Linked DNA regions of Mus musculus: all the other regions are linked to region 5. A link is a loop called in an ENCODE intact Hi-C map of the cell type or tissue named here. Cell type or tissue: heart. All regions are shown on one strand.

Region 1 (4,000 bases), 230 kb before region 5:
GATGTAACACTAAGTAAAAACTATAACTGAGAAGAGTCAATTCAGAAGTTCTCCATAGGACTGCTTCTTTTCCTGGGTCGTCTATAATGTCTAAAGGTTCAAGTAACCCCCCTTTAAAACACTGGCACTTGCTAACCAACAGCATTTAAGCTCTGAATATCTGCTATTCATTTTCTATTATTGCTTGTGGGCCAAATAATTCATTAGAAAACCAATTTCTCATTATGATGCATGTGTGCTTGTTTTAGATATTTTGAAGTGAAATAATTATGAAATGTTACACAGGCATGTTAGATTGCGCATTTTATACTTACGAAATTTCAAATTATACATGCATAAGACAGACTGATGTTCAAAAATTCTGTATGCTGTATCCTTTAACTGACTGTCTTTTAAGTGCCTGGTACAATATTACCTGGCAGAAATTGAAAGACTTATAGAAAACAGAAAGTGTATTAGCCATCCAAAGGCACAAAGGAGAGGACCTGTGCTTTCTAACTCAGTTCTTTCAAGGAAGAGGCCCTAGGCACTCCCTCAAGCAGACACTTTAAGCAGACAAAACACTTTCATCTACTTTACCTATTGTATTGTTCCTGGTTAGTGGTAAACAAATGTTTATTGAGGGGAAGGTATCCTTGGGATTACTCCCAAAGTTTATCATCAGCATTTGCATACTGCTAAGTATGTGAACAGCTACTAAGATTTAGTTGATAAAGATGCTAGTCTAAGATGTTTGAAAATGGCATTTGTAGGGAGTTGAAAGTCAATGCACATGTAATTTTGCCACTCCACATTTTCAAGGAATTCTGTGCCAAGTTTCAGATTCACATAAGTCACCAGAAGTTTCAAGAGAGGGGTGTTAAAACAGTGCGCATTAAGTGTGCTCTAGATTTCATACTGAAATGTCTTCCTATTAAACAAAGTAATTTACTTTTGCTCTATGAAATTTGAAAATTACAATTTGAAAAATTGAAAGTGCCTGCACAACCTATACACAGTATCTCTAATCCTTTACAAAACTCTCAAAGGATAAGCTAGTCCCATTTTACAGATTTAAAAAAAAAATCAAAAAACAAGGGGAAAAAAACAAATCAGGTTCAGATATTTGGAATTCTGTTTAACATGCTGTTTAGTGAAAATTACAGAATATAGGATGTAGGTTGATTGGCTATTTATTAAAGAACCTTTAGAAGTATAATAAATTCAAGCTGAAATATTTATCTTCTAAAAATGTTAAACATGATCTCTGCTTTTATAATCAATTATAAAATTCACATATTTAGTTCTGTTTCACAATGATAGACTTGGCTATCCACTCAGACAAGTACAATCAAATACCAAATACTTAACCAAAGGGAGAACGGGAAATCTACAATTTAAATCAATGCTAATGAATGAAAAATACTTTAGTCATTATGTAACTGCCTCGGTTTGAATTTAAATAATCTCATGTATAAAGCTTTGGTTATCCAATTCCAGAACAAGTAAAAGTTAAGTTCTAGGCAGCCCACTAAGATTCTAATTAAGAAGCAAGTACAAAGAATTAAATTTTTTTAAATACTCTTATTGGAGTTCAACCTCAAAAAAGGTATTTCACGAAGAGGCCGTACAGCTTGTAAGATTCCTTCTATCTCAAATTACTCTGATTAATGTCTGATAAAACTGGGTTAGCAACAAGAGGTAGCCCATAATTCTACATGAAAACTCAGAATGGTCTTTTGTTCCCTTTGTCTAATGTTAAGCCAATAGTGAAAAACAAGAATGTCTGCTTAGGAAAAAGGGACCTCTTGGTTGTTGTAGGTTTCTTTGTTGTTGTTGTTGGTTGTGGTGGTGGGTTTTTTTTTGGGGGGGGGGGGTTAAATTTAAATATCTTGCTCTTTACCTGACACTGCAAATTCATCCACATCTCTCTCTGAGCCTAAAAGACTACAGAGGGCACTGTTGCACCAGCTTTGACGCTTTACAATAGAAGCCTTAAGAAAAAAACATTCTATAATTTCTCTAAAGGGTCAAACGGAATGGAAATCTACTAAGCTTAATATAAAGGGAAAAAACCAAAAGTATATTTTTTTCTAAGAGACTGGACTTCAATAAGGGGAAAAACTTAACAAAAACAAGTGTCAGGCTGAGAACAGAGCAGGCTCCTTTCATTTCCCTTTGTAGTGCTTTCCCAAGAAAGGGAACTAATCATAGCGCCTCCTTATCCACTGCAAACAGCACCCACTGCAGAGCCCTCCTCACAGTCAATACCAAAAGGAGTGTGGCACCTCCTGCAATCCTTCCATAATTCTATCAGGAAAAGAATGCAGCCTGTTTGCATACTTTTGTCTAAAAGGCCAATTGCATTTGTCCCCTCTTTGGGTAAAATGACAGCTACAGATCAATCATTCTCACGTGAAAGTAAACACTGGGAAAAAAGCAAAAACTGAGAACTGAAATCCTTACCTTTTAAAACATTTTATTACACAGGAATATACAAATACAGAACATAATTTTAAAACACAAGTTTTTCTCAAAAACATCTACTGGACAACAGTGCCAGTGTTACCCACAGTACTTACAAACCTAGGAAATAAAAATTCACATCATTTCTGTCACAATTTTTTGGCACTAAATTCAATTATAAGCAGTACCAATTGTTTTATACCTATGCTTTCAATATATACAATAAACCTAGTATACATGATATAAAGCTTCATATTATATCACCATTTAAATTTTTTTATACTTCCTTATTTAGCCAGATTTAATTTTTTGATACCACCAATAACATAAAAAATATTTCATTTGGATAATTAAAAACTAGTATCTCGAATTATTCACTAGTTATGAGAATGGTAATGTCATGCCCCAAGAAACTAGAGATAATATGCAAAAGGAGACAAGAAGATAATCCTTTAATACACACCAAACACATCACCAGCACACCATGGTCCATACATCACCATGTACACAGGTACTATCATAAAGCTTGGACCTCTACTATAAAATCCAAATTTCCCTAGAAAAGCCACTCACTACATAACACACCTCTGTTACTCTCCAATGTCCAGGGAGATTAACACCTTCTCTGAAATCAAAGCACAGAACTGTAAAAGTGTTAAAAATTCTACAATAAGTCAACCTGCTTGTAAATCAAAAAGAAGGGAAGGGGATTTAAGACTGCATGAAGATTTCATTTTAGTACAAAAGCCCCAGTTTAACAAGTTATTTTCAGCCAATAAAAGTCAAAAGTAAAGCATTGTTAAAGTTGCTGGTACCAATTTCGAGGCTTTAACTTATTAGCTTAACCAAAATGCTACTTGAGTACTGCTCCCTTAAATTATTAATTTATGAGTTTTACTTAGTCTTCTCCTGAGGCAAGGCAGTGTGTAGGTATGTGGAATAAGTATAAATAAACAGAAAGCTTTTATAGGGGTCTAAACATAACAAAGCAACCCTTTTTAATGAATGATGAATGTACAATACCATGAATCAAGGTTATATAAATGGACTATATCACTTTAAAATCTGGGAGACCCTCTAGGAAGTCAATAGACAAATTTAGAAATATTAAACATTAGCCTATTGTTTTTTCATTGATCTGATAAAATAAACGCTTCCAGCAAAATCAAAGTGCTATCATGACTATGAGTCACATATGTTTTCAAAGAAATCTAGGACAGGTTGTGGACAGTGCATTTGGAATGGTGTTCTCTATCTACTACAAGGATAACTGCAAAATCAGCTGACAATAGCCTTTTGACAGTCAGAATTTTAACAAGATATTTCGGTTTACTGTTTTACAAATCTAGCATATTAAAATCAATTTTCGTTAACTCTAATTTATGCAGAGCTTGATTGTGAGCAATAGCTGCTAGGAGGATGCAGTAGTGTTGATTCACATACAACCATTTTACTTAACTACGTTGGATAATAGCAGTGCTCCTGAAGGAGTATAAAAGCAAAGTGATTAGCAGTCATTACCGTTAATTAGTGCTCACATTACATTACTCGGGAT
Region 2 (4,000 bases), 1.3 Mb after region 5:
AAACCACCACTACCCCCCCCCCCCCAACATCAACAAGGAAAAGAAAGGAAGGAAGGAAGGAGGGAGGGTAGAAGGGAGGGAGAGAGGGAGAGAGAGAAGGGGAGGGGAGGGGAGGGGAGGGGAGGGGAGGGGAGGGGAGGAGGACAAAGAAAGGCCAAAGCCAGAAGCCCAGCTCTGGGGAATTTGCAGCCCTGCTGGCTTCAGGCCTGAGTGGCCACTAACAGGCCTGCTGGTGCCTGCTTTACATAGGAGGAGTCTGCAGCCTGAGGCTCTGTGCACATAGCATAGCTCTGTTTAGGGTTCAAATCAAAATAAAGGACCTCAGCCTTGTGATACTAAGCGGTTGGCTTCAACTCCACGACACTTTTTGTGACATTCTTTCCTTTCATAAAAGCAGCAGATAATATTTACTTGAAGATAATGTCGAGAACAAGCTGGGGCGTGGGGGTGTGGGATCAGATCTCTTCTCTCAAAGTTGGGCGATGTAAGTCCTGGTTGAGCCCTGTAATCCTGGCTTTTCTTTTGGTTACTCCCTTTGCTTAGAATGGTTGAAAACAAAACTCTGGGCTTTTTCCTGAAGTGGGTTTCTAACTCTGACTGAATTAAAAGCAAGCCAGGTGTCCTGCTCCACGAAATCCAGGAGCCTAAAGGTGATGCCTCCTCTATTACCCCGACCCCTGTCATCTCTTTGTTTTAGCCCAGGATACCGAGGAATGCTAGAGAGCTGCCCGGTTAACATGTCAAGAAATCTCTAGCTCAGATAAGAATCTCGTAGGGTCTGCTCTGTGCAAAAATATTTAAAACCCAAAGCAACCATTTAAATGTTGTTTATTTTGATGGGCCAGGCAGATTTCTTTGTTTTGTAAAATGTTGCATGCCCAGGTTTTCCCTTCGTGGGGGCAGTTTTTGTTCCAGTATCCTATCATTATTTGCTCCCAAAATTTTATCTCTTTTGTTTAAACCATCTAAAAATAAAAGTGGTTGTTGATCTAATTTTCTCATGAGCTTAATTTGTCAATTATCAAATCACATTGGTCAATACAACGACTGAATCAAATGTGACCCTGACGGTCTCACTTTTAAAAGCTTCTGTAGCCTGTTTTGTTATTTCAATGCACAGTATTTACAAGCAAAAGCCTTGAGCTGATCAATAAGAAACAAAAATGCACTGTCCCCTGTCATTTCAAAGTCATCCATTACAACAACTCAAATATAAAACTCAACTGCTCTGGAATACAAATAGAACTGCATAATGAGGCGTATGTCTAGAAACGAAAAGAGCACTTTTGAAAGTATTTTAGGAAGTATTAATCTAATTCCAGCTATTAATTTTTGATTTTCATTCTTGAACGTGTGGATGCTATAAAAATGATATTAAAATGTATAATGCTCTCCTACCCTCCCTCCCCCCCTCCCCCTCATCTCCTTCCTTCCTCCTTTCCTTCCTCCTCTCCCCTCCTTCCTTCCTACTCTCTCTCCCTTTTATTCTGGTGCAGAATAAAGAGTAGAGCACCTCAGAACACTAGATTTCTCCTCTTCCTACTTCAGACAAGGGACACTGACATGAATATTGGAATCATGTAGACGACTCAGGAAGACAAACATTGAAAGAGTCTTAGGCGAGTAAATCTCACTTTCTATTAGATTCTTGGTAAACACGGGGCACATAATTGATGATAGCTTCTTCTCTTGAAGACAGTATTAATTTTTTTTTTACCAATTCATTTTATGCCGTGGCTTAGAATAATGCTAAAAACAACACCAAACAAGCCAACAATCAAAACCAACCAAACAATAAACCCCACAGAGCAGGCACTAGTAGTGTTGTGTTACACACTATACCTAATGACCAACACTACTTAGAGATGCGGGAGACAGATAACTAACTGAACTTACTTTGCTTTAACTATTCCTTAAGGTTCCAAACACAAGCAAAAGCCATTGGAAGCTTAGCAGTGGTGGCATTTGTCTGGAACCAACGCTAATTTTTGCCACCATAAGCATCTCCTAAAGCTTGGTGTCATATCCCGTGTACAGAAAGTGACATCTACTGGAGAAACCAGAACTGAATATTTACTTTCCAAACCTCTTTTTTTTTTTTTTCCCTCCCTGCCAAACTTCCAGACAAGTTGCAATATCCTCAGGCTTATTCAAAGTTTGTAAAACAAAGAATTTTATTTGGCTGAATGTGGTAAAGCCTGGTTTGCCCGTGTCATTCATTGTTTTCTTAGGGATGTCCGTCGGGAAACAATGGTTATTGGGATCTCACAATTATGTCCTGAGAAGTCCTACTAAAGTCAGGGAAAACACAGCTCCGACAGGCCCTTCAGGGGACACCGAGGTCTTAAATAACCCACTAACCACTAGAGCTGAGTGAGCCTCTTCTAATAATCTCAAAACATGTTTAGAAAATGCCTAACTTCTCTAAGTAGTCTGGAAATTGTAAAAACAAATTGTAAAACCAAGTTTGGGATTTGATTATATGATTTCTTTTTTCTGTGCTGGATCTCTCCTCTGAGTTATTTTGTAATCTGATCATTTTCATCCATTTATGCTAATTAGATGTATATCTAACCCTGAGTCCAAGTTTCACATTTTGTCCCTGAGTGTTGGAGGATAATACCCAGGTGTTTGTCCTTTCTGTCAGGTCTACAAACTGATGTAAACAATGAAAGACATAAATTACATCACTTTCACCTTTCAGTTTTAGAAATTCGTTCTCTTACTATGGCCCAAAGTCCTTCTGATCTTAATAGAAGTTGTTGGTGTAGTTACCCTGCCGGCTTGGAGACAGCAGGCCAGCTGCATCCTGAAGTCAAAGAGTGTGGTAGACTTTAGCAGTGACTGGCAGAGCTCTTTCCTCTGCTGTAGCCTCATACCCAAAGTGGATGCCTCTATCCTGAGATTATGCCTCTGCAGTTCAACACCAGACTTCCTATCTCTGCTTGGTATTGAGTTTTAAAACTTTGATTTCCATTAGTTGTTTTCTTTCTTTCTTTCTTTTTTTTCTGTAACAGGGTTCTCGCACTCCCTCTGCTGGTCTTGTTAATTAACAGAATCAGTCTTTAGGAAATGTAGTCAAAGAGTGAAGCTGGAGGACTCTCGAGGAGGACTGTAGAGGAGGACTCCCGAGGAGGATCGCTGAGGAGAACAACTGAAGGAAACAAACAAACAAACCCAAGGTTGACTACTGAGCAGGATGACTGAAAGCTGTCCAATGCCGTGCCAGAGATTCGTGTTGCTTATCCTCCAGATGGAGCAAAGGCGGCCAAGCAAAATTTGTTTTTAGGTGGCAAAAACACATATATTGCATGGTTATTTCTGTATCTTGAAGAAAGAATGTCACAAAATGATCGATTTCTTAAAAAAAAAACTGTATCCTTTCTCCACAACAATAGAGCTGGTTGCTCATGTTCCATTCAAATTCATGTATAATTAATAAGAGGCATAAAGATATGGTGTACCAATTTTGTATCTGAGTGTTTACACCCTTGGAGGCTAGGTGGACAGTTCGGCTTTAATGGTGGAATTCCGAGCTCTGGTTAGCGACACAGCTGCCCAGTGGCTAAACTCCTACATCTCTCTGGAGTTGCAAGAGAGTGACAGCTCTTGGCAAAGCCCAGGCCTAATCACAGCGCAGAGAAATGACTTTTGGAAGGTACATTACCAAGCAATTAGGAGCCATTTAATAAATTACCCCTTACGGAACACTTTGAACCCTAGTGGTCTGACGAGGTTAATGCACCTCTCACAACTGAGTGTAACTGCTCGCTTTCCCGGGGGTAACACCAAGGCCATAGCTCAAGCAACCCCCTTCTCCTGAGTGGCCTCTTACTCTTGAACCACTTCCCTAGTTGGTATCCAAAGCCCACGCACTTGCCCTCCCGTCTGCAGGTCATATACGACATTTTCTTACTGCGGCATCCATTGGGCTCGCGGCTCATGGGGACAGAAGACTTTGCGCTGCGGTTAACACAGCCCTGCGGCCTTCTTTCTGCTT
Region 3 (4,000 bases), 660 kb after region 5:
TGTAAACTGTAATGCAGTGACGCGCACTAAAAATAGCCCTATAAATCTGCTCATTTTGTTTAGATAGTCTCCAGAGTTGTAAAAAGTACGACTGCTCAGTTTTAGTATTGTTTTGGAAGAACTAATTCTGCAGAGAACAGACCACTGGCTATTCTCGATTACTTTGCAGAAGGTTTATTAAGGCTGTCTGTAGCCTTAATTTTTCTTTAAAGGAAACTTTATCCTCTATTTTTTCCCTAACTCTAATGGAATCTTCAATGGAAAAAAAAAAAAGAAAGAAAAGAAAAAATAAAATCCATTTATTCATTAGAATTAAGATTTCTCAGAGTAATTTTATCTAAAATGGAAATTAAATTAATTAAAATTCCAAATGGCATTCTCACCTCCAGGAATCAGTCAAAAATATGTTGCTTCCTAAGGTCCCAGTAATAGTCACAGTATTTACACCTAACTTACCATGAGGTTTTAAAAATAACTCCAGGAGAACATTTTTAGGACATTTACAATCTGAATTAGACAACAACAACAACAATAACAAGAAAAAATGAACAAAAAATCAGGCATTTCTCTGTGAAAAATAGCTACTGTAAATTAGGATGTTTGATGAAGGATGTATTTTTAGAAAACCCTGTAATTTGAATTTGAGAGATGGGTCAGGCTGCAGAGGAGAAGCAGGAGCCCTACAAAGGCTTAGGAAGGGGTTTTGTCTTTTCTCTTGAGAAGAAGTGCAGGAGGCACAAGCCCTTCCTTCCCCCTGTCTCATGATAGGCACAGGATTCCAGAGATTGGTCGGGTGACTTTGCACTTAGGCCAAGATTGATTGCAATCCGGGGCTTTGTTTTGTAATGCCTTATCCCAGCGGAGGCATGCATAAACACACGAAATGACTAAACTGGGCAGCCATCTGACCTTTCAGAAAAGAGGCAGTCTTAAAAACTGCATCAACTTTTCTTTGAAGAAACAAGCTTCATGTCATTGAAGGGAGCCTTGCAGCTTAGCTCCTTCGCTGCCACGCAGCCAGACTACACTGGAATTACCAAGAAATAGGAGGACCTAGGCTTTGCGCCTTCTTCTCCCCTCCCCCGCTCCCAACCCTCTTCCCCCTGAGTTCAGAAAGAAAATAGTGTTACTAGTCAAGTGATCATTGTCAAAACCATGGCAAGTGCCAAACAAGGCAGAGCCAAGCGATCATTAGTTCAGCATTCAGCTCAGATTTCTCTAATGTTCAATTAATGGGCTAGATTTCATCCAAGTTGGGATTTTTTTTTCTTTTCTTGTAAAGTCTCGGTAATGCTTTAAACCATCTTTTAAAGGGGTTGTACAAGCCAGGTTTACTGTCTTTAATCGGTTAATATTAAATTTTAAAAACCGAACTACGGATTCTGACAAACTTAGGTATCTCATTTTCATTAAGTGCAGTTTGAAATGACTAGTAAACGGAAGGAAAGAATTTGTTAAGAAATTTACCAGCACCACATTAGAACTGAACGTATGTGGCTTAATGACGTAAGATGTAAATAGCAAATCCAGCTCTCATTTATTGAAAGTTTTGGACTTAGGTAGAGAGGTAACAGAGAAAATTTTGACCCTATCTCTTAAAGCCAGCCTGGTAACTATGAATGAGAATCTGCCTTTCACATAAGTAAATTAATCTAATGTTTCAAATATTGAGAATGCTGTTGTATTTTTTTACTTCTTGACAAATGCCACCACAAAAAAAGCAACTACAAACATGAAAGTAACCAAGCAGAACTTTCAAAAGAGAAAGGAAAGCAATACGATAATTTTTGTTTGTAAACCCATTGACATAAAGAGTCTAACCTGTCACAAACTACACTTCACCACCGTCTGGCATTTAGGAACAGTCAAAGCCGACAGCATTTTGCTTTCATCAATTTTGTGTTAGAATTTCGAGAATCTGAATTTGGGAGGACATGGGGCAGGGGACAGGAGAGTGTGCCTAGATGGCTTCTCCTCCCTGGGCATGTATAATTGAGCGCAGAGACTGAATGCTGAAGAATGTAGTTGCTGCTTCTAAAAGGTAACTCGTGGGTTGTTTAGAAATGTTTTAAATGCCTGCTGATGAGAGTCAGAAAGGGAGGGAAAAAACAGAAGAGAGGAGAATTGGTTCCAGGGACAATCACACCATCGTCAAAAAGATTAACGGGCCACTAGGGGACAGCAGAAAGTCACTGAATAAGGCACTGGCAGGGACCAGAACAAAAGGCTTTTCTTTGTCGAAAGCGAGGGAGATAAGGGAGAGAGAGAGACAGAGACAGAGACAGCCAGAGAAAGAGACAGGGAAAGAGAGAGAAAAGAAAGAAAGATTTCCAAACCCAAATCATTTTACAAGTGAATTCAAAGCATATTTTTTAAAAGCAGAAAAAAAAGGCCAGCAATCTATTTTTGATTAAGTTCTGTGTACCAGAATACTATAAGCTATATATAACTGTTATGTTGACAAATACAAACATGATTCTATTTTCTGCTACTTAGAGTGAAGAAAAGTTTATGCCAGAAAAAAAGCAAAAACAAAACAAAGCAATGCACTATAAAACCCATCAGATGGAACATACTAAATGAGCAAACCCGGCATTGGCTCAGCAAAGCCCAGTGTGACGAGGGTCTTACCCATTTCAACAGTCACAGAATATAACCAGTAACCAGAACGTTGATCACAACTAGCCCTGAAAACGGGGAGTGGAGTGCCGGCACAGGCCCACCGTACAGCAAACTGGAACACTTACACTTAATTCTGAGTAGTGTGGGAATTAAAATGGCTAAAGAAGGATGAAATAATTTAACATTGGTCATGATCTTAAAGGCTAAGGTGCATCCTTGAGCTATTTGCTGTGTGAGATGCCCATCATTGTGTCTGTGTTTCTACAACTGCAATCATCCCAAACACCATACATAGGTTTGCAACCACAGATGACTGCCTTAAAAAGCAACATTCTTATCACTCGGCAAGACTTAGACTTTTAAGTTTCTTAAACCCATCATGGGTCTCCTTCCTTAGCTTGATCTTCACAAGGCCTACATCACTGGCCACTCAGTCTGTATCTCCCCTGCTAACAATGTCAATGATGCTTGGAATTATTATCATTATTATTATTATTATCATTATTATTATTTTAGTAATCCCTACCATCCGGATCCTGCCTCTTTGATGTGGACGTTTCTAGTCCTTGATTTGTGTTGTATGTACTCACTGTTTGCTTGACTCATAACCACCATTTCCCTTTATGTCATAGAATCAAAAGGTTGGGAAAGCTTTGAAAAGTCATTTCATCCCGTTTCTGGTTTGCATGTATTGTTTTGTAAAGGCAGAAATAAAATATGGCCAATCTGCTTCTTGGCCCTGATTCTCATATTTGACTACACCGGTTTTACAAAACAGGGTTAACCAGCAGCGAGTACTATTTCTCACACACTTGGACAATTAGGATTCTTTTCCCATGACCAAAAACAAAACTTTGGTTAAAATAGTCTGCTTAATATAAATACCTCCCATACTTTTCTCTTTTTCTTTTCTTGATGTATGCAATCCTCCCCCCCTTTTTTTTTCCATTCTGTATTTCGTTTTCTTCCGGCCAAATATCCTAAGTGATACTGTTCATTCATCCCATATGGTCTCTGGCCCCAGATCACAATTTATCCACTCTTTTCCTCTCTGGGGTCCTGCATGGAAGATTGTCCTTTCCTTTTTATTTTTCAACTTCAACTTTCTGACTTAAAATATAATTAATAACCATAATTCAACACAGCCTAAATCCAGAAAACCTGATGGTTCTCTCCTTGCACATCTCCTGGGGTTGGGAAGGCTTCTTAACATCTTGCTTGAATCCCCATTGACTGCACTTAAGACTCCACGGCTTGTACTGTCCTCAGAGGAAACAGAGACCAGCTGTTCACCTCTACCTGCAAAGGGCTGTGTTCTGTCATGGAAGGGAGGGCTGCTGTTAAGCCCTCCAGCTCTGCCTCTCCAGACTAAACAAGG
Region 4 (4,000 bases), 1.2 Mb after region 5:
CACCTTGTTTTCAGAGCTTCACACTCCACACCCTTTGTGGATTCATTTACTCTCCCACATTTGAGGTGAAGGGAAATAGGTGGGGCAGCCCCAGAGACAGACAAGAGATGGGGGTCACAGGCGCCATGCACACCTCAGTCAACAGTCAGCCCCTTCTGCCCAGGCTGGAAATGGTTTTAACAGGCGGTAAAATTTCATCTTGCGGTGTCAAATTGGGGTCATTTTGGGGTTAGAGTTCTCAGTGTCCGTGAGGAGCTGTCCAGCTGTGTGGGGACTCATTAACTGCAAAAGATCTGTTTCAGTAAAAACAATTCAAAGACAATTGGAAGGCTAAAGACTCTCTACAAATCGCGTTTTACAAGTGCCCCAGAACAAATATGGTTGGTAAAACCTATTTCTTCACAATCTTAAATCAGCTACTTAGCTCTGGAGTGGGGGGTGGGAACATTGAATTAAAAAGGAGGTGAAAAGGGGGGTACTGAAGGGGGTGAATGAGAAAGAGAATTGGGCCTCTCAAATTTAAGAGTCTGTTTTTAATCACCCCCTTTCTTATTGAAGCATCTCCTAGACTTCTGAAAAGCACTCCTTTCTATTTCTCCCTTTCTTCTTTTGATCCCTTGTGGAATGTTACTATAGGTAACATTAAGGATTTAAGGGAATAATATAAGCCCCCTAGTTCTGTAGTCCAACGGCATTGGCTTTTGGGAGGGGAGTTAATTTGAAGTAGCATTTATAAACTCCAACTTTATTTTAGCTGTGCTTGTTCAGCCTCCTTGAGGTGGTAATTGCGGCTGTTCTTTTTATATCCCCCCTCCCCAATGTCCAGATCCTCTGCACAGATAACTCCACATTCCTCAGAACTGTGAGGTCCTGAAGTGTTAATCTGTGTATTAAAATCACCAGATTTAAATCCCTTTTGTCTTCTTTTCAACAGTTAGAACAATTGATGCTTTATTACCAGAGCCAGTAAATCCAGCCTTAATCTTGTTTGTAACTTTAGTTAATGTTTTGATTTGGAATATTTCGTATCAAGGAGAGTTTTATTGAAGAAAGAAGGTGAGATTATGTTTGAATTGGGGAGGTTCTGCTCAGCCTAATGGAAGATAACTTACTCCTTTGAGTTAAGAGGGGTTTCATTGGGTCAAAGGAAAGCTCATTGCTAAAACGGGAGGCTAGCCATAGGAAATGCCAGGGTTTTTGACAAACAAGGTTGATACTTAAAAGTAAAATATCAATAGGAACGAAGGACCTTTATTTCCTTGAATTAGTGAATCTAGCCGGGGTGGGACCTCAAAAACACACGATCCATTTGCTTTTTCTCTTGCCATGTCCACTTCTGCTCTCAGGTTTTCTCTTTCCATCTGCACTACTTTCCTTTGGGTTCTAAAGGAGGGTGAGTTTTAAAAGTCCTTTCCCCCTTTCTCCAGGATTCCTGGGCTGTCTGTAAATTGTTCTCCAAGGGTGCTGTGGTCCTGCAGAAACAGCCCTGAGTCTTATGTTATTGGGACAAAGGCTCAGGGCTTAGGTTGTCTTCTGCCCTGGTCCTGCTGGCTGACAGTTGGAATTTTTGATATATATTTTATTTGGCATTTCTATTAACGTGTTTGTCCCACACTCCAGCCCTTGGAGCCATTTATTACTTTTAAAACGTCTCTTCTCCGTAAACCTCCGCTCATCCTTGTGAACTGTTTTTGACCTTCTCCGCAGTATAACTGAAAAGTTACAGTAAAAAGAATTCTGCTCACTTGCTTACCTCTTACCTTGGTTCGTGCTCTTTCTAGATGGTGTCTACCCTGGGAAAGGGCCCCTGTCCTCACACCACTACTACCACCACCTTACTGGTTTATTTTTGCTTTTGCTTTGTGTTTACTTTTATTTATTGGTTTTTTTCCTTTTTCACACCTTCGTGCTCTATCATAGACTTTTTTTCACCCTGGAAATACGATCAAATGAACCGACAGGTTAAAAAAAAAAAAAAGATGGAGTGGAATTGTTGCATTTTGCTTTTGCCCTGTTTGATTTCTTCCCATTTTAGCTGTTTCCCTATGGCGCGGAAAGAACGGGTTTCAATAAATAGCCCTCTAGCGCTATCTGGCGGGGCTCCAAACACTCTGTGCACCGTGGCGCTGTCAGTTTCTCCTTCCCACGCCCTTCCTCACTTCCTTTTCCTTTTCCTCTTGCTCTATCTCTTGTCATTTTTGCGCTCTGTATCCCATTTCCAGTTCCTTCTTTTCCCCTCCGCCCCTTTCTAGTCTTTACTACAGATTCCAATGCAGACAGGGACACCCCCCGCCCCCCGGACTGGACGGTTGTAACTAGAAGGCAGTCGGCCACCCAGATCATAAAGACTTTCCAGTCCTGATCCAGAGTGACTCACACTCATCTTCTCCCTTTGTTGAGCACCTTAGCTGTGTTAAAAGTGTTGACGAGCCCAACACTCCGCGGGTGGTGTTTTGAAGGGGCTTAACAATTGGGAAGTTTTCTGGAAACAAGACTTTTTTCTCTCCCGGATTCCGGCTAGTACAGCTTATATAAGTTTGAGATCTGAAAGCCAGGAAGCCCCGTGTGGGAGAAAGGAGGCTTCGAAGGGATTGGACAGCACAGCAGGGGACAGAGTTGTTGTTGTTGTTGTTTAGGGGAATAAGATACTCGGTGCTCTCGTCCCCGGGGAAATCTAGGTTTCCAAGGGACTGTCTCAGTCTGCAGTCTACATCCAAGGCGCCTGTCCATTTGTTCTTCCTCAGTTAGCCAGATTTATTCCCAGAACTCCCACCAATCACACACACACACACACACACACACACACACACACACACACGCGCGCACACTTTAGAGACAAGTGTCAAAGTGGGACTAGGAAAGCCCCCTAGAAAAACCACATGGTGAACCAACACACACCGTTCGAGTAAGCCAGTGGGGCTAAACGGGAGTTACACGCATCTTCCTGTACTTAAAACCGCTCAGTGGTGCGAGCCGAGGTTAAGGAAGACCGAGACCCAGACAGTAAGCCCTGCTAGGTGGCTCATCGATAGGCTGCTGTATCCATTCATACTCTCTATTTTTCTCTTCCTCTCCCGTCTCTCCCTCCCTCTTTCCCTCTTCCTACTTCCTTCCAGCCCTGTTTCTCTCCCCCCTTTTCTCTCTCCCACCCTCTCTCCATCCCTCCCTCCCTTTCCTCTTTCTGTTTATCCTCTTCTTCTCTCTCATCCTTTCCTCCATCCCTTTCCCTCACACTCAACCTGAGAAAAAGCTCCAATCTGTGCTTTAAGCAAATGTCTTCCTTCCATGTACTCCTCTAAACTCTGGGATTCACGTGGCCAGAAGGCTTGTTAGGAACTCCTAACGGCTTCGAAGTAGAAAGGAGGCTACATCTCCTAACATACCTAAAAGGTGTGTAGTGCAGGCATGAGCAACTTTCCTTTGTAAGTGTTCTGAACGAAAGAACGAGGCTCTACTCTGGACCTCTTTATATACAAATGACAAACAGAATGGAAAATAGCAGAAAGGGTGCCCTACTACCAGCTCTACTCCCTAAGAATTTTTCTCACTCACCCCCCATTTATGAGGGAAGAAAGCACAGTTTGGGTGTAATTAATTGAAGATTGTTATTAGGTCATCATTAGTCAAAGTGCAAATAATTGCTCCCCATTTTTACTTAAAATTGACCAGCCTGAGAGTGATAGATCGATTCAGAGGATAAAAATGATGTATCAAAACATCAATGTCGATTATTTGAAATATTGTAGTCGAATTTTTTTTATTGCTTCATCGGTTAAGTGTCTGAAAGTGCGGTGTTCAAACATATATTTATGTTGTCAATACTGTCAGAATTGTCAGTTTTACTATACCGGATATGTACTACATTTCAAATTTGTTCATTTGCATAAAATGCCCACCCTAGGATTCCCCCCACCCCACCCCTCTCTGGAAAATCCCTGTCAGCTTTTTCAAAGGATTCTGCAATCTTTGCCTAAGCTAAAGTGGTCACTGCTTCTCAACT
Region 5 (4,000 bases):
AAACAAAGTATTTGTGCCTCACGTAGGAGATGATTATTGTTTGAATTTATGATTCATGCCTCGAGCAAAATTTTGTTTGTGGCCTCATTTGCAACCATAATTTACAACGTTACCAGGGACATGCAATGTATTTGGAAGGCAATATATCAGACTTGCTTTGTACTGGAGCAGTCTTCTGGCTCTGGGTATAGTATTTTCTGTGTTTCTCTTAGCTATAAAATTTCTAGGCATAACATTTATTGTAGTGAATATGGAAATTTTTTAAAAAAATCACATCCCCCTTAGGAATCTCTTATTGTATTTATATTCTTATTATGACTAAATTCAGCGAGTGTTTAAAGGGCTTGTTCATTCTGCAAATATCTGGCTGCAAATGTGGAGAGATTTAATCTTTGCAGATTTTCTTGAAAATAAAGATCTCATCCTGTTTTTTTTTTTCCTTTTCGTAACTCATCTAAGAAGCTAATAAACTATCCGTGAGTCAAATGCAATGTGTGTATATACTCTTAACACCCAGATTTCTTCCTATTGTAAATAATAAATAGGCTGCAATACTGTAACGTGTAAAATGTTCTTTTTGAGCTCTGAGTTCATGGAGAACATCTCAGAGTATTGGGAGTTCTGCTCTGCATCCTGATTCAGTTGTTTCAAGAAATACATATGAAAATTCAGGAGGTGTGTCATGCATACATAGATAAACAAATAAATCACTTCCGAATTGCAAAGATGCTCAATTTAATGTAATGTTCTTTGCTGCACTGCCTGATTTCTTTATATCTTTCTATTCTGTATGCCTTATTACAAGGCTCCTTTAAAAGAAGGGTGTGTTTCTTCCCACTGATCATTTAAAAGTTAATTTTGAATTCCACATCTGTGAAAACTTCCAGGCTACTTGACTTGCAAGTGCTTGTTGGAGAGATTCAAAGACCAATCAGAATCCGATGATACAATTGGTGATTGATAAGAATTATAATTTGGGTATCTGAATATACATGTTTTACGTATAGGAAAAAGAAATAAGGACTGTCAGCCCTGTCCTCTGAAATCATTAGTGAGAAAGCTGAAGACAGTTTTAAACTTTAGAGAAATGCTTCACAATGAACTTACAGCCTAGCATGCTGATATGCTGTTGAATGTGCTTAATCCATAAGAATTACATCAACTTAGAATTCGGCTCCTCCAGAAGACTATTTTTTTCCCTTTATCAGATTCTTTGCAATTTTTCCTGGCAGAAAGGTTAGGAAGGTTCGGTAGTTGGAAGAACAAAGCAATCGCTTTTATTGACAGGTACAGTAGGGAAGGCAGAGAAGGCTAACGCCATTAGTCACGATGCCTGGACTTCAAACAGAATTAAAACTCTGTTTAGTAAAATGCAGGCTCGAGAACCATTCCGCCACTATTACATCCTTTTTTTCCCCCTTCCCTCAGTAATTATTCATTCAGCTATTATAACTAACCACAGTAATTTTCTAAGAACAAAGCAAACAGGGCAACAATAGTTTCCAAAACGACGAAGTTTAAATGCCCAAGGTCAGAGTGTAACATTTTGATTTCCATAGTATTTCAAATGCTACAGGCCTTATGTAATAATTTTAATGCGAAAAATATGTAGGCCACGCTTCGCTGCTCTTTGCATATACTGCAAAGAGAGGGGGGACCCTTAAAAATTGCTTAGCTTTAATTGAGCAAAAGGATTCACGTGTGATCTGAACTTGTGGCTCGTAATTCCTCTAGACAGCTTTGGTTGCCATGTGATGATCCTAATTAAATTATGGAACAGCACTGCACTACCTAAGCGAAAGGGCCCATTCTTTGCTATCACCTGGTAACTTAACTGTTTGCAGGGTTCTGAGTTTGGGACTTGGCTGTGTTCTATTGTGAGCTTGTGTGCTTTTCATTGTTAGGGGTAGGAAAACAGTTGCTGGTGGAATCGGCCTTGAAAGTTTTAGCCTGTAGGTGGCAGCATTGTCAGGGTTTGGAAGCGTGAGCTCTGCGGACTTAGCTGCCTGCCTCTCTTCTCCAAGCAGGGCTCCCATCTCTTCAGGCTGGGCTAACATCATTACACACTCCTGTCAGGTAAAAGTAAAATGGGGAGAAATGTCAAAGCCAAAAAAATTAGACTTCATTCACTTTGGTCTGTGTTTCATTATATTTCTGATAATAGGGTACATTTGTAATTCTGAGCCGGGATTCCGCTGAAGGAGGTGCTGAGCAGTCAGGCGTTAACCCTTGGCAAACCCTTCTTCAACAGTCTGACTAACTTAGGAAAGGAAACTAGTCTTTGTGGGGAACGATTACGTTAATCACACCCAGTATGAACACTTGGGACCTTTATGGGGTTTTGAGATTTTGTAGCAAAAGCAGGTCTTGAGGTCGCCACAGCTTTCCGGTATCCTGATGAAGTTTGTCCTTCCCACTTTTTGTCCCTGTTTCTTTGTGCACAGTTACTTGTTAAGAGGAGATGGGGTGGGGGGGGGAACATTGAAAAAATGATGTATTTGGTTTAAACATGATACTTTACTACTTGACTTGTATATCTTTGTGTAATAATGATAGTTTAAGATTATGTTAATAGAATATGTAACGAATGCATATTTGTGTTACATATTCTATTAACATAATCTTAAACTTAAAAAAAGATTTTTTCTTTTTGTCTAGAGGAACATATGCTTCAAGACCCCCATGGATGCCTAAAACTATGGCTTGTACTGAGCTGCGTTGGCCCTGCAGCATTTCCTATGCATCCATACCTATTACATATATACCTATGAAAAGCTTAACTTACGAGTTAGCCATAGAACAAGACTAATGTCAGGAATCAATAAAATAGAGCAGTTGTAATAATGTAGGATAATAAAAGTTACATAAACTTTATGAATTATTCACTTCTAGAAATTTTCATCTATTATTTTCTGACTGCAGTTGACCACAGGTAACTGAAATGTGGGACACTGAAGACAGGAAGGAGGGTCTGCTGTATGCAGACATTGTGATGTTTCTCATAAGGCCCTCAGAGATCTTGTGAGTATCTTTTCTGACACTTCTCTTGGAAAGTTCTGCTTGGGAAACTTCTCCTGGTGACAAAGGAAACCATGCAGTGTGATTGTTTTAGGTCCTTGTACCAGGTTTTCCGTTCACTGAATCCTGGGGGGGGGGGGCGGGGGGGGGAGAATAATTGTTTCCGAGATGAAGATTGAGAAAATTGTTTAAGTATCATTGAAAGTATAAAACAAAATTGTTTTCTCAATAAATTTAATTAGCTATATACACTGCAGTTGTGAGAGCAAACGCTGAAGTTGGGACCAGCTCTTTAGATAGAACAGGACCTTTGTGGTCTCTGGAGGTAACACGCATAAAGCAAAAGAAATGATTTTCCGTCAACACTAAGTAGACAGGTGCTTACATCGAACAGCATTCTAATACGTCTCTGAATATTTATGTCTTCTTTTTCAAATGCATTGCCCATGAATGTCACAGCTGTCAAACGTCTGAACACAAGAAGATAAAAAATGAAATTAATAAAAGATAGATCAACATTTAGTTTGTTGGGGATATCCTCTCTACCAGCATTTTTCTTTTCCTTAAAAAAAAAAAGAACCAATATCTGGATGTTTTAAACTCAGCTGTGCTTTAAGGTTTTGGTACATCTGCATTTTCTAAAGGGCCAAGGGGGATACGAGTTGACTGGTTGTATTTGGGGCAAGCACCAGTTCCTGCCTCGGTATTTAAGCAGCAAAATAATCAATAGCATTAATGACCTAGGAAACCAGAGTCTGCTAACTTTCCAGCCATCTCTGCAGTCCCAGTGCGTGGTGTGTTTGGGTGCCACAAACAAGACTCTGACAAGTTGTCACTGCCCCTGACCTGATGCCCAAGTTTGTGAGGTGAGAGGCTCTTAAATCTTTCTTTTCTGTAACCCACAGTTTCAGGTCTTGCAGTTCCTGCCAAGACAAGCCATCATGTGACCTCAGAGTTATGAAGGAACTTGGCTTTTAGAGTA
Region 6 (4,000 bases), 590 kb before region 5:
CACACTGTGGCTGTACAGATCACATCAGCTCTGATTACAATCCTGCAACAGCTTTCCCTTGCCCTCTGGCTGGAATTCAGCTGCCTTTCAATAACCTGTAAGATTCTCTGTGGGATGTGCTGTGCTCTCCTCAGCCTTCTCGCCCCTTCCCTGCCTCTTCTCTCTCAAGTTGTACGTGCTCCTCCAACGACACAGCTTCCTCCAGTTCCTCAGATAAGCCTGGGTATACCTGTTGTCCTGTTGGATGGAAAACTACTTTCTAAGCTCTTTCCTCATTTATATTTTCATTCCCACCTCTGAAAAACAACAAGAGCAACAACAAGCCTTCCTTCTTGACATACTAGGTTCCTGCCAGGGGACTCTCTCTTCATGTTTAGTCCACTCTTCTACAATCCTGTCTTTATTTATCTGTATACCTCATAGGAACTTCTGTGGAGGGAGAGGCCCTTTCACTTCACAGGTGTGTCCTGTATTGAATTGAGCCTTTCTTGCACATGGTAAAGGCAAATAAAGCCCACAGATATGTACTGATGGAGTCCATGTATAGAACTTACACACATGCTTGTTTGACAGGCTAATTTCTGCTTTTCAGCATCCAGATTTGCTGAGGGCAAGGCTTAAGCCAGTGGGTTTCTTTCTGTATGCAGGAGCTCTTTAGTCCCACATACATCCCTGAGCAGAGGGAAGGTCACAGAATAGTGGAAGGTACAGAATGCACAAGGCATCCTTTCATGATATAGAATGACTGAATTCTACTAAAAACGGTGCTTAGAAGTGTCATAATACTTATTTCGTAGTGGAATAAAGAAGGAAAAGGAAAGAAAAAGGGAAACGGGTAATTAAAACAATGAGGTTTTCTAAAGAAATCTTCAATCGTGAAGTCAAGGACATTGAGACAGAGGCAAATGCTGTCTTCCTAAAAAGAAATGTCTTTCAGAAAATTCCTTAAAAATTCCCCTGATAGGGTGGAGTGTGTATGTTAAGCTTATGTCTCTTAAGTGAATTTGATTAAATAAGCTACCAACTGAGATTTGTTTATTAAAACCTAAAGATTTAAAAAGCCCTTTGGATTGTCTCTATGCATGTCTATTATATTTAGAAGATTGCACCTGTGTACAATAATACTTTCTGCTCAGTAGAAGGAGAAGCACGAACAATCAGACTTAGAAAATGAAATTAAGCCTCATCTTGGGACTTTCCAGACCTAGTCTGCCGCCTCCATGAAAGTGTGGGTGGAACTTTTGCATTTTACAGGTTTTCGTGAAATCCTGCATTCACCCACAAGACTTGCTTTCTAATACTGGCAATGATGTTTCAGAGAAAGAAGTCGACAGGAAGGAAATGCTTAGGGCTTCTGTGTTCTCCCCACTCACTTATTTATTTGCAAATACTTAGAGTCTGCCTTGTTTTGAGCATATGCACATTTCTTGTATCTGGAGAGACAGTAGTGAAAAGGATAGATGTGGTCCCCGCTTCTGCGAAGCACATATTGTGAGCAGGAGAAACAACGACCACGCAAATAAGTCCGTATTGAAGGGTGATGAGCTGCAGGAAGCCAGTAGGATGATAGTGTGCTGGAGACAGGTACATTGGGAGAGTTGTGATGGTGGAAGACGGTTCTATTGTGACGGGACAGATCCAGGCTTGTGAGAAAACTTAGGAAAAAGCCCTCCCATGGAGGCAGCAGCGACAGCATGCATTTCCCAGTGTCTTCCCACATAACTTGCTGCCCAGTGTGTTGGGGATAAATGTTAGCTTCCCCCAGCTGCTCTTCCCAGTGCATGGGTCTCTCGAAGGCCCCAGAGATTGCAGACCCCTAAGAGCATAGATCACTTGAAGAAGTAAGCGAGGCAGAGAAGTGGAGAAGGGGTGTTCTACCATTCTCAGCAAGAAGTTGTACTTTCACGCCAAAAATATGTTTTTCTCTCTCTCCACATTTAAAAGAAAGCACTCTTGAAACTGAATGCAAGAACCAAAATTAACAAAGTAGCCTTACATTTTAGGGAGGTTTGATTATAGCATGTGTTCTTTCTTTTAGCCACTAGAGAGCAGTGCAGCCCATCAAATGCACCAGGAGGCTCATGATCAGGGCTGAGGTTTAAAGTGAAAGTCCACACCACAGGTCAACTTCTGCCCTTCCCTTTCCTCTCCTATGCCCTCAAAACCCCACTGTCTGGTTTCCTGCAATCTAACGTTCACAAAAATAACCTAGAAGCAAATTTCATGTTTAGAATAAAACTCGGATTCTTTGGGGGGTGGGGGTAGAAATCAGTGCATTTAATCTTGTTGAAGGCTATTGGGAGCCTTCCCAGCAAAAGAGGCTCAATGGCTGCAACCCAGATCCACACAGAACAGGGGCAGGGCTTCTTGAGACTCTTCGAGAACAGACTGAAGATTAGGGTGCGTAGCCAAGAGGGCAGGGGCGTTTGTACTGATAAGCTGAAGGCCAGCTAGCTGTTGGTTTGGGTGGCAGCAGAGGTGGTCTCACCGCACTAGCCTCAGTGGGCCCAGGAGACTTCTTTCTGAGCCTCTCAAGTTTCAGGCGAAGTCCAAGCTGCCTGTTCACTGTTCTGTTGTATTTCTTCATTGGTCCTTTTACGAAGCATGGAAGAGAATGGGTTGACAAAAAGAGAACGGTGACAGACTTCTAGCTATATACACTCAAATAAACCCAAGGTTTTCAGATACGAATTTACACACACAAAGGTAAGAATCTATAAAACGGTGGCTACCTGAGCAAGGACACAAGTTGTTCTCCTAGGCAGCCTCTACTGGTCTATTATAACAAAACAAGTGGGAGAGAGAGGGGGCAGGGTGGAGAGGAGCCATTGGCCGGATGACCGCTTTGTCTTGCTTTTCATTAGCACGTAAGTGACTGGCGCTGGAATTGCATGCCGGACTTTTGGTTCTGCTGGTAGCACACTGTGCTCAATAAAAATTAATCCATCAATCAACAGGACAGAAAATCCTATCCTGCCAGAAGCAATACCTCCTGTTTGTCCCATACAAAAGCTAATTAGAGTGTTGGGTGTTGTAATGGAGGCAGAAACTGAGCAAAATAGAAAAAAAATGTCCCACAAATTATCAAATAAAAAATGAGACGGGGAACAAAAAACAGATAGCAGTGGAAAGCTAATAGTTCTTATTCCCCCCCCGAGGATGGCCTCTTTTGACTCAATGCAATAGAAGTTTGTGTATGTGGGACTCTGGAGTGCCAATGTTTGTTGGTCAATGTTGGTCAGGGGCATCTTTATTCTTCCCAACTACTTACCCTAGAACCACTTACTGCTGTGCTCTCAGAGGTCTGGTCTCTAACCCGCGTCTATCACAAGGGCTTCTGAGTTCACTGGAGTTTTGCTTGGTCAGGGACTGGAAAGAACAGTTCATCTGGAAGGAGGAGCTGGGATGCTGGGGAGGCCACAGAGATGGTATGAAACGGGAGTAGAAAAGCTAATAAGTCATTTGTGACTCCCTGAAGAAATGTGTAAGGGTGGAGAGGACACACACACACACACACACACACACACACACACACACACACACGGTTGACAATGACACATTTATACATACACACAAGGTATAATGTCACCAATCCCTACCTCACACGAGGTTACCTCTTGAACTGAAGACTTAAATTCTAGAAGCTCTAACTTTCCCAATCTTAATATTAACGGAGAAGTTCTGGAAATTGCTATAATCATCACAACTGGTTCAGTGTTATTAATTTTCCAGTGGTGTCTCGCAAACAAGCCCTAGAGGTGAGAGAATGGTCAATACAAACAACCCTTTCTTTTTCTTCTTATGTCACAAGGCATGACTAGCCTGCGCACCCTGCTACCTAAAGACACATTTATTTAAAAGAAAAAAAATAAATTTAGAAAACTCTAGGGTAACCAAAGTTTTCTGATATTGGACTACTTAGGGGGCTTGGGGGGAAATTAAAAATTATACACTAATATAAAATAATTTGTCTGTGATATGTGCTTACTTTCTTGCTATA
Region 7 (4,000 bases), 2.0 Mb after region 5:
CCGTAGCTTCGTGGTTCCCCCAGCTTCAGTTCCCCACAGATGATCCAGTTGCCACCCACGCAAGCCGCTATAAGAGGATTTCCATCAACATCCTTAAAACCGATTTTGGATTTTTGTCTTTAGTTTTCAATGTTTCAATCGTCCATGACCCAGCCTTTTTTAAAAAAAAAAATCCAGATGTGCATTGTTTTATTTTGCTTATTACGACTGAAAATGTGTCTCACCTTTTTTGTTGTATCATAAAATTAAGTTCTTTAAAACATTTAATGGAAGATTTACAGAAGAATAAAATGTCCGTGCTTTTGTTGGTTCAAGATCTTGCAAACCCTTTCACCACAAAGTTTAGAATTATTTCCCAAATGCCATATTTCTGTTGCTTCACTACTCTGCTGATTGCCATGAAAGCACACCACGAAGTCAACACTCTCTTTTTAAGCATATAAAAAGCATATTAAATAGCTTAGCTACAAGGGTGGGCATACATTCCTTCAACCCAGGTAACAAAAATCATTTTAGCATCCTTCAGATCACTCCTTTCAATAGATCCAACCCTAAATAACAACAAAAGAAGGGGGAAAGATAATATGGACTTGATTTTTGAATAGTTCTTCCCTCAATTTCCTGTTCTTAGTTTTGGGGGATAAAGGGAATGTTAGAGGCTTCTTCTTTTTCAGAAATAACAAAGATTCAGGAAATTCTATCTGTAAGTACTGTGTGTAGCCTAAGACTTCCCTAATGCATACTGATCACTGTGCATACAGTAAACAAATGAACAAACTGTGCTCTGCTTTGGTCATATTCTAAGTTTCGTGGTATTTTAAACAAACTACCTTAGAAATGATAAACAAATAAAAGAATAGAAAATAACTACAGGAAACAGAAAACTTGGTGCTTAACTAAATAATTCTCCAATTGCCTCTTTTTTTAAAGCATAAGTAGAAATTATCGTTTAAGGGACAGCATTTGTGCTTGTTTGAAACCAATATGGATATTTTGTGAATGAGAGTGCTTTGACTTGCTTTTACCTCCCTGTTCCTGCTTTCTGTGTGCGTGAATACAACCAGCATCAGACACGAAGCTAATTGGAATCAACTGCACCCATCTTCACAGGAACACGCCGGAATGTGTACCATTCAGGCTCGGCTTACTGTAATATCCTCTATGGGATAGTTGACCACAGGATTCTCATTCACAAACAGCCAGGTTAAACAGTTAAATGCTAGCAAATCCTGCATAGCCCTGTGGGAAATTTCACTTTAATCCTGAACTTATAAGAGGGCAATCAAAGCCCAAAGCCCGGGTAACAAATCTGATCCTCTGTTGCAATCTGTGCCCTCCTGGGAAGGAGAGAGGTGCTCTCCGTACAAGCCCAAGGTGGATAAATACCTAAATGATGAGATAGCCAGCGAATGCAGAAGAGGCATCTGGCCTCAGCCATTCGCTTCCAATTCCATATTACACAGTGAGAGGCAATCCTCGCCCAGCTCAGGAGCAGCCAGTGCTGATTACTAGAAGTGAAGTGTGGCTTACGGAATGATTAATGACAGTGTCTGGAGCAAAACAAAGCACAATGAGGGTTATCTCTAATCCACCTGCTTTCGGATGCTATAGTAAGGGAATGAAAATGGCCCCCGAGAGCCCTGATGATAAAAAAAAAAAAATCAAACGAGAAAGGTGCAAAGCTGCAGATATGTATTAATCTGATATCTAAAAACTAGGTCTTAGCTTGAATAAAGCATTAGGCATGAATGGAGCCCCATAGGTGATAGATACTGGGCCATAGTGGACTTCACATTGTCTGTATTTTTTAAATCAAACAGAACTGTTCCCTTCAGTATTGCCTTTGACATTAATAGGTTGGTATTTGAAAAGTCACAGTTCACTAGATGAGCAGGCTTGTGAGTGCAAGCTCATTAAACAAACCCCCTTTTCTTGTTGTCCAGTAAAAATGTATATATATGGCACCATACCACCACCTTGTGGCTTCTCTGTTCTGGTGCACACCACTCCCGGAGAGAGGTCTAAAATTCAGTCACCTTTTCCATATGTATAAATCCAGGTGGGACGTAATTAAAAGAACAATGATGTGCTTTATAAGCAAGCACATTTATGGGCAGCTTTCACCAAAGCCAACACATTGCCAACAAGATCGTTCGAGTTTCATAATGTATCTTTGGATGCACTATGAAGCCTGAGCCTGGCCATTTCAGTTATGTCTGGTGGAACTTCAGGCAACCAGTGAAACAGAATGGCATGACATCCAGTGTCTATCTGAAGAGAGCAGGCAATGCCATTTTCTCCACCTGCTCCCTTGGAAGTGCTCACTGGCTTCCAGACTTCAATATAGCTAAAGAGAAAACATGTGCTTTAAATACAATACGTTTCATAGTGTTTTCATAATCTTTCTGAATGTGGGGGAGACTGCAGAGCACCATCAAGCCCCTTTCTGTTCCTGTCCCTAAATATACATTGACAGAATTCTAAGGACAATTACATTTTCACTGTAGGACATTTACAGATTCACCATGCATTAGCTGCTCAATGTGAAGATCATACTGGGGACACAATGGCATTCTCTGCTGTCTCTTGAGATGCAGTCACTCCTATTGGAAGGTAACAATAGTAGCTCCCTGATCCGTGCTGCCTCTGGACATCACCTTACTCTCAGGGTTAGGAAAGCTTAAAGATGAGTATCCATTGCACTTTTCTCTCCTTTAATCTGATGAGCAACAAGTTAAGTGTTAATTCATATTTCATGAGAGATTTTTAATATTGAAAGTCTAATTGAAGATCTAGTGTTCCGTTTTTAACAAGGCTGACACTACTGTTGAAAGAAAGCAAATACATTATTTTAATTAATATCAATTCCTAAGTGCTCCTGATTTATATATTAAACAAAGAGAGAAAGTGTCTTGTCACACACGACAATTGAGTCTGTATTCACCTTCATTTACTCAGTGCCCACTCCCCCACCCCTTCTTCCGTGGGAAATGCATGATGGAAGCCGCCATGTAGGAGCGTGTGTCTCGTACACTGTTAGGCTGAGCTGCGATCAGTCTCCCCTTACTTCCTCAAGTCAATTCTAGCCAACAATGCTTGTCTCCCCCTGACATCTCCTACAAGCAAATAAACAGCTTCTATTGTTTTAAGCGTAATGCCTCTGTGTATGGCACCACCTTTCAATAATCACAGAGGCCAACAATATGTGTGTAATAAAGGCATAATGGTAGACCAAAGGAGATAATTAATAATAGCATTTTAATGCAGCTGGGAACAGAAATTGCCTTACAACCCAGAGCGTCTTCAGTTATTTAGCTAAGTACAGAATCACCCAAGTGGTTAGGGCCTGAATGGAAAAGTCCTTTTAAATGTCATTGCCACAGGATACAGGAAAACTCCAGTTCCTTGGAGATGCTAGCGAGCCTTCAGATCATCATTAACTCAAATATTATCTATTAGGTATATTTTGCTGGATTTCTCTGCCCTTCCTTCAGTATTCACGATGGCAGTAATTGTTTTGCCTTTTGGACTCATCCCTGTGATGTCCTCATGAACTCTCTACCCCAGAGTCTGCATTGTTCTTCTCCTATCTCCTCACTGCTCACTGTACCTACCATAAACACACTGTAAGTCATCCGTGTCCATTTCCAAAGCAATAACTTCAAAGGAGACACGAGAGCACTCTGTGCTTTAGGAAACACACTATTTTTTGGTCCAATGTCTACTGCTACATCCCTGCCCCCAAAAGACCCCAAAGACACAGGCAGAGCCAGGAAAGATCCTGTGGGTGGGCCCGCAGGAGGGGGAAAGAGCTACGGTGCTTAATGTAGAAATGGTTTTAAGCCTAAGAAAGGATTTTGTTTCTTGTTAATTGTTGAGCTGTAGTACAAGCCGATAATTATTTTGTCCCCTACTACTTCTACAAAAAAAAAAAAAAAAAAAAAAAAAAAAAAAAAAACTTCTCTTAATATTTCATGCTTGAATAACTCTAACCAATGCG

What was found. Peaks named below come from ENCODE experiments on the same cell type or tissue, not always from the same donor. Only the 100,000 strongest peaks of a DNase experiment are listed, where the experiment ranks them.
Region 1: it touches region 5 in a loop (9-fold over the local background); 7 of 42 quality-filtered maps call a loop at or near these places.
Region 2: it touches region 5 in a loop (5-fold over the local background); 12 of 42 quality-filtered maps call a loop at or near these places.
Region 3: a loop joins it to region 5, with 2.3 times the contacts of the local background. A loop is called at or near these places in 7 of 42 quality-filtered maps.
Region 4: it touches region 5 in a loop (3-fold over the local background); 10 of 42 quality-filtered maps call a loop at or near these places.
Region 6: it touches region 5 in a loop (6-fold over the local background); 5 of 42 quality-filtered maps call a loop at or near these places.
Region 7: it touches region 5 in a loop (4-fold over the local background); 5 of 42 quality-filtered maps call a loop at or near these places.

Annotation. Positions count from the first base shown.
Region 1 is chr2:114,620,550-114,624,549 of GRCm38, forward strand. The region is part of intron 3 of Dph6 (diphthamine biosynthesis 6); the gene reads right to left. Among named protein-coding and RNA genes, the nearest start is that of Dph6, 32 kb to the right of the region's middle. In heart, a CTCF peak has its summit at 1,938; no DNase peak of the experiment used is centred here.
Region 2 is chr2:116,103,383-116,107,382 of GRCm38, forward strand. No RefSeq gene overlaps it. Among named protein-coding and RNA genes, the nearest start is that of 2810405F15Rik, 29 kb to the left of the region's middle. In heart, CTCF peaks have their summits at 2,050 (motif pointing left) and 3,033 (motif pointing left); no DNase peak of the experiment used is centred here; H3K27ac peaks cover 458 bases.
Region 3 is chr2:115,513,047-115,517,046 of GRCm38, forward strand. No RefSeq gene overlaps it. Among named protein-coding and RNA genes, the nearest start is that of 3110099E03Rik, 2.8 kb to the left of the region's middle. In heart, a CTCF peak has its summit at 2,185 (motif pointing right); no DNase peak of the experiment used is centred here; H3K4me3 peaks cover 355 bases; H3K27ac peaks cover 2,333 bases.
Region 4 is chr2:116,069,561-116,073,560 of GRCm38, forward strand. The region is part of intron 2 of G630016G05Rik (RIKEN cDNA G630016G05 gene); the gene reads left to right. Among named protein-coding and RNA genes, the nearest start is that of G630016G05Rik, 4.3 kb to the left of the region's middle. In heart, a CTCF peak has its summit at 2,101; a DNase peak (open chromatin) is centred at 2,191; H3K4me3 peaks cover 3,509 bases; H3K27ac peaks cover 3,434 bases.
Region 5 is chr2:114,852,089-114,856,088 of GRCm38, forward strand. Gm13974 (predicted gene 13974) reads left to right here and starts at 1,808. Exons shown (of 5, transcript NR_166464.1): 1 at 1,808-2,076; 2 at 2,923-3,021. In heart, a CTCF peak has its summit at 1,949 (motif pointing right); no DNase peak of the experiment used is centred here.
Region 6 is chr2:114,258,505-114,262,504 of GRCm38, forward strand. No RefSeq gene overlaps it. Among named protein-coding and RNA genes, the nearest start is that of Zfp770, 59 kb to the left of the region's middle. In heart, a CTCF peak has its summit at 2,037 (motif pointing right); no DNase peak of the experiment used is centred here; H3K4me3 peaks cover 233 bases; H3K27ac peaks cover 429 bases.
Region 7 is chr2:116,819,568-116,823,567 of GRCm38, forward strand. All of the region lies in intron 3 of Gm13990 (a long non-coding RNA gene), which reads right to left. Among named protein-coding and RNA genes, the nearest start is that of Gm13990, 57 kb to the right of the region's middle. In heart, a CTCF peak has its summit at 1,984 (motif pointing left); no DNase peak of the experiment used is centred here; H3K27me3 peaks cover 199 bases.